Linked DNA regions of Homo sapiens: region 2 is linked to region 1. A link is a contact called in ENCODE Hi-C data. All regions are on one chromosome and are shown on one strand. Each heading gives the region's core, a stretch centred on a gene start or an enhancer-like site at or near the end of the contact. The rest is flanking DNA. Distances are from core to core; before and after follow the strand shown.

What was found. Hi-C counts contacts between places; a loop is a spot of excess contacts on that map. Pooled maps may share reads with other maps.
Region 2: a loop to region 1 is called in a map with no recorded cell type, with 8 times the contacts of the local background. The contact joins the promoter of ATOSA here to the promoter of DMXL2 in region 1. A Hi-C loop is called at or near these places in 2 of 37 single-sample maps with no recorded cell type and 9 of 50 pooled maps.

Annotation. Positions count from the first base shown.
Region 1 is chr15:51,620,315-51,625,120 of GRCh38, reverse strand. DMXL2 (Dmx like 2) reads left to right here and starts at 2,350. Exons shown (of 44, transcript NM_001378457.1): 1 at 2,350-2,662. The coding sequence starts at 2,576. LOC105370816 (a long non-coding RNA gene) reads left to right here. Exons shown (of 5, transcript XR_932236.3): 5 at 296-437. RefSeq lists a silencer at 2,213-2,432 and an enhancer at 2,803-3,212.
Region 2 is chr15:52,676,974-52,681,708 of GRCh38, reverse strand. ATOSA (atos homolog A) reads left to right here and starts at 2,321. Exons shown (of 13, transcript NM_001385016.1): 1 at 2,321-2,881; 2 at 3,587-3,703. The coding sequence starts at 3,688. LOC105370821 (a long non-coding RNA gene) reads right to left here and starts at 2,104. Exons shown (of 4, transcript XR_932255.4): 1 at 2,016-2,104. RefSeq lists a silencer at 2,386-2,705 and enhancers at 3,286-3,425, 3,556-3,625.

The sequences.
Region 1 (4,806 bases), core at 1,101-3,600:
ACAGTAATTGATAACTAGTACACATCGGTAGGTGATACTGCTGGGAAACTAAGTCCCACATTTAATGGCACACATTCAATGGGCCATTAAACCCAACCCCAAAGGTACTATTAAGAGTTGTGTTGGGATCTCAAATCAAAGCAAAAAGAAAAAAAAAAGAGTTGTGGACATGATAAATTATATCTTACAATTCGATTAGCATATTTTGTTAATGATACAAAACTGCTACTTTTTCTAATTTTTAAAAGAAAGCCCTTTCCAAAATTAGAAGAAAGAATTTCCAATTTGTTTTTAGGTCCATGAAAAAATTTGCATGAACAAGGAAGAGATGAAATTGTGGACAGTCAAAAGTGTGGTCTAGCTGCCCTGGTGGGCTACCAAGGAAACTTGCCATATTAGTCTGGAGTGAGTTTTGACTGATCAGATTGGACAATAAAAGGCTCAGCTGTAATTCCAGGAGACTTAATTAGTCATTTGCAACCTTAAGATACAGCTATCAAGAAGCCATTTAAAGGATTCATGAGGGAAGAGAACAGGTGGATACAGGCTTCAGATTTTGAGTTTGATACCGAGAGGAAGAAAGAGGCTCACAACTTCACAACTGTGTGAATGGGCCAAAACTTCATGGAATGCTGTAAAACAAGAGCCAAATGTGAAATGGTTTAAATAATGTGAATTAGTAACACTCTTGGAAACCTGAGTACAATTTGTTGTTTGATGATAGTTTTGACTTGGTTTCTAATGCAGTGAAGGTCAAAGATTAAGAGACTCATCTAGAATCTAGTAGTAACAAAAAGGAACCCTTGGATATGGCGCGGGGGAAGGGAGGAAGGGGGGGGGAGGGAAGGGGAGGGAGGGGGGAGAGAGAGAAAGAGAGAGAATGCCGCAGGTCATTAGGTATTATTTTTCATTCCTCCTGCAACTTTCTACTGAAAAGATTACCAACGACTGACAGATCTTTGCCTCCAATCTTCCCCACCCTTCCCTTTATGCTTCAAAATGCTACAAAGTCATCTTCCCAAAGCAGCTCTGATTATATAAATTTTTGCTCAGAAACATCTGATATACCCCCACTGCATGCAGAGTGAAATCTGGGCTTCTTGGAGCATTCAAGACTCTCCATAATATGTTTTGGTAGGCCAAGAGTTAGACCACTTGGATACCTTGATCTCTTGCTAAGTATTATTTACTTTCCCTACCCTATAAATCATCTGCCTCAAACATTAATCTTTGTACCTTCAACACCCCCTCTATTTTCTGTACTGTATTTGCAGCATTTCTTGTCTATCTCAGCCTGTCAAAATTAAACTCAGCGTTTATGTCAGGTTATGTCTCCATAATGCCTTATCCACGCCCTTAGTCAACATTCTTCTTCCTCTTCTGTGGTGCATAAAGACTTTTATATCTCAATCACACCACCTTTGGCGTTCTGCCTGGTTTTACAGATAGTTATGTCTTGGTGTCCCCTACTTCCTTACCCTGTGATTTAAGCATAGTATGGGTTAGAACATTTGCCATGAATTGGCCTGTGGCAGGGAGCTGATGATCCTTGTTATCAACCATTCAAAGTTTAGCAGATAGTTTGGAAAATCAGGCGATTCTGCTAATTCATGAAATTACTCATGAAAAAAAGTCGAAAGGAGTCACCCGTCTCTAAGGCGGCTTTTTGCTGTCTAGAATAACCGTGACAAAAGGTGGGAGCAAAATAATTAGCTTTCAGGGGAGTATGGCTTCTCTAAATAGTTGCAAGATGCCTACATTGTTTATGTAAAATAAAATATCTTATGTACTGCACTTTCGAAAAGACTGAAGATATCTAAGATATCTCCAGGTGGAAATTCCCGGTGACGGGTGTCCTTCTGAGGTCAACGGCACTGACCATTGCACACTGTATTCTGGAATACGTTCAACACAGCAAAACCGGCTCGTGGCGCGTCCCCGGCGTCCGACTGCTGCGTGGCCCCGAGCGACCTGCACCCCACTCGCCCCCGCCCCCACCTCCGCCCCAGTCCGCAGCGGCTACAGCCCGGGAGGCTCCAAGGGAACTCCCGCACGTCTGCGCGCGCAATCACGGGACGGCGGGTCGGCGTGGCGCGCGCAATTGCCCTGGAAACCACGGCGCGCGCACGCGCAAACGCGGGTGATGGGGGGAAGAAAGACTGAGCTGAGAGCTTTGCCGCGGGGGGAGGGCTCTACCTCGCTCCCCCGCGGTGGGCGCGCGCGCTGGCCCGCTCCCTTGCTGCACGCTCCCGGCTCGCGCGTTCCCCCCGGTGCCCTCCCCCGCCTCACAAGCACCCTTGCCCTCCCGCATTTGTGCGCCGGTGCAGCAGGCAGTGGGAACATCCGGGCATTTCCGCAGCTGAGCGGCGACCCGGGCGGCGGCGGCGGTCGAGGAGCTCCCATGGCAGGGACGAGGCGGAGGGAAGGCGAAAGGGGGGCGAGGAGTTAAGCCAGAGCCTCCGCGGGGCGGGTTTCCGAGGGAGGCACAGAGGGAAACGGCTCTCGCAGCCCGAGGAGGGTCAGGCGCGGAGCTTGTCGCACCTCCCGCGCATTCTGTCCAGCCCGGGCTCCGGAGATGCATCTGCATCAGGTCCTCACCGGAGCTGTCAACCCTGGAGACAACTGCTACTCCGTGGGCAGCGTCGGGGATGTCCCCTTCACGGTGAGCGGCGGCCGGGAGCCCTAGGGGAAGATACCAGGGGCCAGACGCGGGGGCAGGGACCTCCTGTCCAGGGCGCACGCCTCCTCAGGAGGCTGTGAGATGTTGGTGGGCCCCACCCGTGGCCCCTTTGCAGCCTTGGGGTTTAGTTCCCCCTGGGACCCGTGGGACCGTGGGTCCTGCGTCTGGTGTAGGAAATCACCCGTTAGGGGAAAGGCTTAGGAATCCACCGCACTCTCCACCCCAAGCAAACGGGCCTGAGGTGACTGGACTAGAAGGCTCCTCCTAGGGCGGCCCTTCGGTCTGCGGTGGAGGAAAGTGGTGGTGCGGCTGAAACCCCAGAGCGTCCGTTTCGCAGCTGCTCTCGGCGTGGAGGCGAAGAGACTTGGTGTTGGTCTCGGAGCGTGGAGGTGAAGAGACTTGGTGTTGGTCTCGGAGCGTGGAGGCGATGCTGCGCCTTGGCTCCCCCTGCCCGCTGTGCTAGGGCAGCGAGGAGCTGCTGGAGTCTGTGGCTTTAAGCCTGACTCTGTATCTCCTGATAATGCAGGATCTTAATTCCAACAAAAAGATAGAAAAATTCATCCTCCGCGCCCGAAAGATTTAGAATGGAAAGGTTAGAGTCACAGTGGCTTGGAGAGCTGTCTCATTTATCAGGAGGTCGTAGTTTGGTAATCCTCCTAGATAATATTTTAATCTGTAAGGTAGCCTTTTTTTTAATATAGTAAGGCAATGTGAAAAATTTACAACAGTGCTTGTTTGAGAAAAGTGTATGTATACATAACGTTTTAGAATCTCCTTAAAAGCTAGATGAAGTAGACATGTTTCTCAAGGAGATTGGACTCATCAGTCCTTTTTGAGAGTGGAAATGTTTAAACCAAGCCTTGGAGCTTCGTTTACTCATAGATAGACTCCCATAAATTGAGTTCTTTTTTAAAGAATGAAATTTATACATGGTCTTCCTTATAAGGAACTGTAGGCAGCCAGACCTTTATTAAATATATTTTGTAAACTGTTCTTCTTGATAAAACTGGAAATTCCGTAATGGTATGCTTTTTAGACAAGGAAAACCCTTTGATGTCTGCTTTCCAACAGTGTTTTTAAAACTGCGGAAAATAAAGCTTCAGCAAAACTGCAGAATCATTATGTAGCAGTGCATTCTGGAACAGAATTTATTTTTTGACGTTTTGTGATACATTAACCCCAGAAGATTGCTTTTTAGCCATTTTAATTTTTTAGTGTAATCCACTTGGCCTAGCTCCAGTTTAGAACGACCCCTTTTGTCATCTGTGTTTTATGTACATGTGACTTAAAATATTCATATAGAGCTGAGCTTTGTCTTCAAGTGTGTGGAGAATCTTGGTTTTTGGGGATAGAGAGAAGAAATTTCCCTGTTCCCCAGTAGTGCAGATAGGAAGTTCCTCAGGGTTAGAAGAGTGGGCCTCTTTCATCAAGAAACAAAGCTGGAATCTTTGGTTATATTTTCCTGCTAGAATGGTGGTGGTAGTTTTCTGCTTCCATCTAAAGTGGAGTGCTGTCTCACGGCAGGTCTGGTATGTAGAACTAAATAAACGGGTTCAGATGCAGCCTGGAAAAGCCTGTGTAAGAACTGTTAGTGCTGTGCAGGTGTGGTTATGCTGTAGGCCACTTGTGACCAGATGCTTAGAGTCATTTTCAAATCTTCTTGCACTTCCCTAATTCAGCGTTTCACGAAGTCTAGTTGACTCTGCACTGTCTACCAGATTTACTCCTTTTCATATCCTTAACCACCACCTTATTTTACAATCTTATTGGTATTAATATAAAAGCTTTCAAAACTGTCATGTCCGATAACTTCTTCATCCTCCACACCGCTGCTAGGATAATTTTCTTCAAGTGTCATTTTACTATATTACTCTTGGCTTAAGAATATGTAATTGTTTTTAATAGCTGTGTTAGGAAATGTAAACTTGTCAAGTATTCTCCATCTTTGACTTTATTTTTAATTATATGTACTCCTCACTTTGGCCCCTCTGTTACATACTGATCTTCTTACTCTAAACTGCATTTTTATGTTGCAACAAGACAGTCCTTTTGGGTTTCCAAATTCGACTCAAAATTTACGTGGTTTAGGATGCCTGCCTGTGACACTGTTATTTTGGTCTTTTGAC
Region 2 (4,735 bases), core at 1,072-3,571, 1.1 Mb before region 1:
GGGAAAGCAAAATGGAAAGCAAATCAGATGAAAAGAGGGTAAGGTTCCTGCCAGCTATCTTGATTCCCTTGCTTACCCTTACCCTTCACCAACTAGGAACTAGAAACATTTGTTCTGTTTATGTGCTCTGAGGTGTGAACAGAGCACCTTAGAGTGAATTGCCATTTCAAGTCATTATTTCCAAACGCTCTGAACATGTGTTACATAATCATAGGATAAAAGAAAGCGATAACTATTGTCAGAGTCTAAACACCTCACTTTTATAGGTGAAACAAAGGTGTTAGAATGTGACTTGATTAGGGCCATGTAACTGTAATAGTACTATAAGCTCCTTGAAAGTAGTGACCCTATCTGGTTTTGGTGACCTTTACATTCTCAGAGACTTGTATGAGCCTAGCAGGTAGTATTCAGTAAATGCATATTATGGAATGAAACAATTTGAATAATGAGTCAGAAATACACCTTTTAAATACTTTTTCTGCTGCCATAATGATTTCAAATTTTTGAACAGGTTTAAGATTCTAAATTTAAAAAAACTTCAGGTTAGTCTAACAAATGTTGACATCATCATTTACCCAAGTGCTGTTAAAAATTATTTAAAAGAGAATAGTTTGTGCTACACACTAATAGTCTTGGCTTCTGCTCTCAACATTTCCTGGTCTTTTTACCTCTTTTGCATTAGATAGAGGAAGAAAGAAGCTAAACCAGATTTTGCTGCCTGTTCACCCAGTAAGCCTTTTACAATAGCTGTTATTTGGTCCCAGCTGTTGTGCTAAATTTAGGTTTTTGGCTTATCTGTAACTGTTCTGTCTCCCATTACCAAGTGCTTGTAGAACAAGTAAAACTTCAGTTCATTTTTTAAAAACTACATAATACAGTATTCAATAATATCAAAGTCAAATCCACTGGGATTTAACATTTGTAGCATTTTATAGATTAAAGAACTGTTTCCATTTGTCAGTTTCATCGTCATGATGCCAGAACATTTCAGAGAAAATGAAATGTTACCCTCCTGAATGTTCTCTCCGCTCTGATTAGATACAATCGTGGAGTTAAGGTTAACAATTTCAGTTGTACATGTTATTTTACTGTACATATCTAAGCACTAGAAAATGTTACTTTTTAAATATTTCATGCCTTTTTCATAAGAACTTTACCTGAGGCCAAAAAAATGGAACTGCCAATCTTGCAGTTTATAAAACTCTTCTGATGTGAAAATAATAGACTCATTGTAAAAAAAATTTTAAAACAGAAGGGCACAAATAAAAAAAATCCCCTTAGACTTGTCCTAATACTTTCCTGTGATCCTTTTATGCAAAATTATATCTAAAAAAAAAACTTTTTCTAATGAAACCAAAGAGCCTTGCAAATTTTTACTTGTCTCCATTTGGGCTCATGCCCCATATGTACTTTGTCTATAGACTGAGTAGCTAATAGCTGCAGCGCTTGTTAGGATTGGGTTTTTTTTTAAGTACAGCAGATTCCTGTCATCTGTTTGTGTTTAAATGACGACAACATCACAACATGAAATGCCATCATGTCACATTGCTATAGCACAACAACAAAATTACAGCTCCCCAACAATAACATGCTGTCAAAGTGTCCTCCTGCCCATGAGTCAGTGTTTTAGAAGTTATGAAGATTATTTTTAGCACAGCGAGTGTCTTGGAAGCTTGGGTTCTGAATCCTACTAAAATCCTTAGTGATTTGGGAAAATCTAGGGTGGGGGTGGGCTTCCTGTTCTTAAATTCTCCCACTCCCTGACCCGCATAGCTGCCCACCCCCCGTCCCGGTCACATTAAACCCGGGTTCCATTATGCGCTGCAATCCACTTGGGGCTCGATCACAACTCTGTGCCAGCATCCCGGGAGGAGGAGGAGGAGGAGGAGGAGGGGGGGAAGGAGGGGGAGGGGGGAGGAGGAGGAGGAGGAGGAGGAGGAGGAGGAGGAGGAGACGACGACTATAATTATCCTCCACGTCTGGGGCAGGCCTTTGGATGACATCTCCCCAGTTACCCTGCGCTCTAATAGCGCAGCTCCGATTCCTGGTCTCAGAATCCAGGCGCGCCTCTGCCGGCTGGGAGCGCAACCGAAGTGCCTGGGACGTCTCGGGCTTCCGGGACTCTGCTGGTGTCTCCCAGCCGCCATCTCCAGCGCCCTCGCACCCGCCGGGCACCTGCACCGAAAACCCGGCCCCAAACTAGCGCCCCGGGGCGAGCGGCGGCATTGCCATAGTAACCGGGCGCCAGGGCCGCGGAGGCCGCCGGGGAGGAAGTGACGACCGGGGTGGGTTGGCTGTTGTTGGGACACGTGACCTAGGCAGTGTTTTGACAGGGCAAACAGCAGAGAAAGAACTGGCCGAGCGAGGGGGACGGGGAGCCGGGGCGCCAGAGCTAGAGACAGCGGGCGGGCAAGGAGCTGGCAGAGGCGCTGGGCAAGAGGGCCGGCCGGGGCTACGGGCGGGGGAAGCCCGGGGGTCGCGGGGCTCGGGTGCCAGTCAGGCAGGGCGGAGGGGCTGAGCGCAGGGAGCGGAGCGAGGCGGTGGCTGAGGCGCGGGTGGATGGCCACAGGGGCGCCGGGGAGCCGCTTCGGGCTGGTCGTCTCGGGTCCCCACGGTCACCTGAGGCAGCCGCGGGGGCCGCTGCGCTCCATACTCCGCTCCCGCTGGCCCTGCGCCTCTCGGAGCCTGGGGTCTGAGGTGGGAGTGTGATGTGAGCTGCTGGGCGAGCGGTGGAGAGAAGTGCCAAGAGGAGGCGGGATTGGGACGGGAGAGGAGAGCGAGTTAGTCAGCAGAGGTCGGCCGAGGGAGCGGAGGAGCCGGCCAGCTCGAGAGCGCCATGAAAACAACTCTCCAGCGGGGAGAGGGGCAGACGCGGCGCTCGGTGCGGCGGGGCTGAAGGAAATCCGGGGCCGCGGCGGGACGGAAGGGGTTGTGCAGAGCAGGGGGCGAGCACAGGCTGTAAACACCTCCCCCGGAGCCGGCCGCGGAGGACTGGTTGGGAGTTGGTAGGGTCGCCCCGGGACAGCCCGGAAGAGTTCGTTTGGGGCTGGGGGCTGGGCGGGAGGAGGTGACTCGGGTTTCTGTGTAAACTTGGCCGCGGTTGCCGCAGGAAGGCTAGCCAGAGGGTAATTACACAGGTGAGGCCCGGCGGGGCGGGCGGAGGGCTCGGGAGGCGCAGGGGACTGGAAGAGTTGGCTGCGCCCAGGCACCAGGTGGAAGAATTTCCATACCAGCCCTGCGGAGGTGCCTCTGTTTCCAGAGGCGTTTTTGTACGAAGGGGTTAGTTTGTGTTGCTCAAATCTTTTTCTTCTTCTTGCCTGTACCTCCAGGTTATAAATAGATCCTGTTTTGGTTCAGAGACTGTGTCAGAAGGACACATTGGCCTGGAGAGCACAGAGGCAGGGAAGGGGGTGCTCGATCCGGAGGAGATGGGGGAGGCGGTGCAGAGAGTTTTGCTTTTTTCAGACCAGCCGAGGGTGCTGTCACCGCAGTTGGTGCCAGGAAGAGGCCTAACTTAACAGTAGTTTACTTGCAAGGTCCGGGTATTAGAATAGGGCCAGATTAATTTTATTTTTGTCTCTTTCAGCATTTTGAAAGCGAAGCAGAAGCCGTAGAATCAGCGGCGAGCCTGTTGAAAGAACCCACAGGTGCATTTCACAGCACTCTGGGCGAAAATTGGATGTGAAAATGAAGCCAGACCGAGGTAAATGATTTGTTTAAGTAGGGCTTGTTCCCCCACCCCCTTCTTTTCTATGCCTCAATTTAGAAGTGTTAACCTAATTCTGCAGTAGGATCAACTATTTCTGTATCATATGTGATTATCTGTTTTTGTGACAGATTCCAGCTGGTGAGGTAGAGAAAGGCATATGGAAGAGAAGGTTAAGCGTTTTTACAAAAGTGCTTCTGAAGCACTAGCTTCAAGAGAGATTCTAGTGTATCTCAAAATGAAAGTAAAGAATGGTATTTGTATCTGTTGCCACAATACAGGTATCATTTTAGAGTTGTACTTGCTCGTTTTTAGGTAGTCAATCTAACTTCAACTTTCAAGAAGTTCATAAGCTTTTTAAACTTGAATGTGAACTTGATAAAATGAAGAGAAAACTTAAGCTTGAGTTGACAACTGTTATTTTATTACTACTTTGATTAGTTGATTTTTGTGCTTTAAGCAAACTCCAAAAGTTTGCAGAGTACTCCAGTATTCAATATACCAGCATATGGACAGTTTGGGCCACTGAAATCCCTGGTGATAAGTAAATGTCACTTCTTTTCTAAACCTGTATTTTCAGGATTTATAAGAATAATATATACACTGCTTTTCAAGGACTTCAAGGTAATTCTTTATCAGTCTTCTGATTAATGGCAAGAACCAATTTTAGAAGATGTTAATATAGTAGTGGTTAGTAGTGAGAGCTTTTCAGTCAGATATGAGTTTGATTCCAAGGAACATTGTGAAGTGGGGATTATTTTATTTGGTAGGGGGCTGGACTAGATGACAGATTTCCTTCCAAATCCAAGTCTTTAGGATTGGAAATGTTAATTTATCCTACGAATTAGATGCTTATTTTAAAATTTATATATATTAAACTGGTTGTTTTTCCATATATTTTTTCAAAGTGATTAGACAAATTTTCTGGGTAAAATAGGTCTATTGAAATGCACCAGAAGGAATTGGAGAAAACCATACTTAATTTAGTGATTTAAATTAGTTTTAGGTGTTGGCTATTACATACAATCA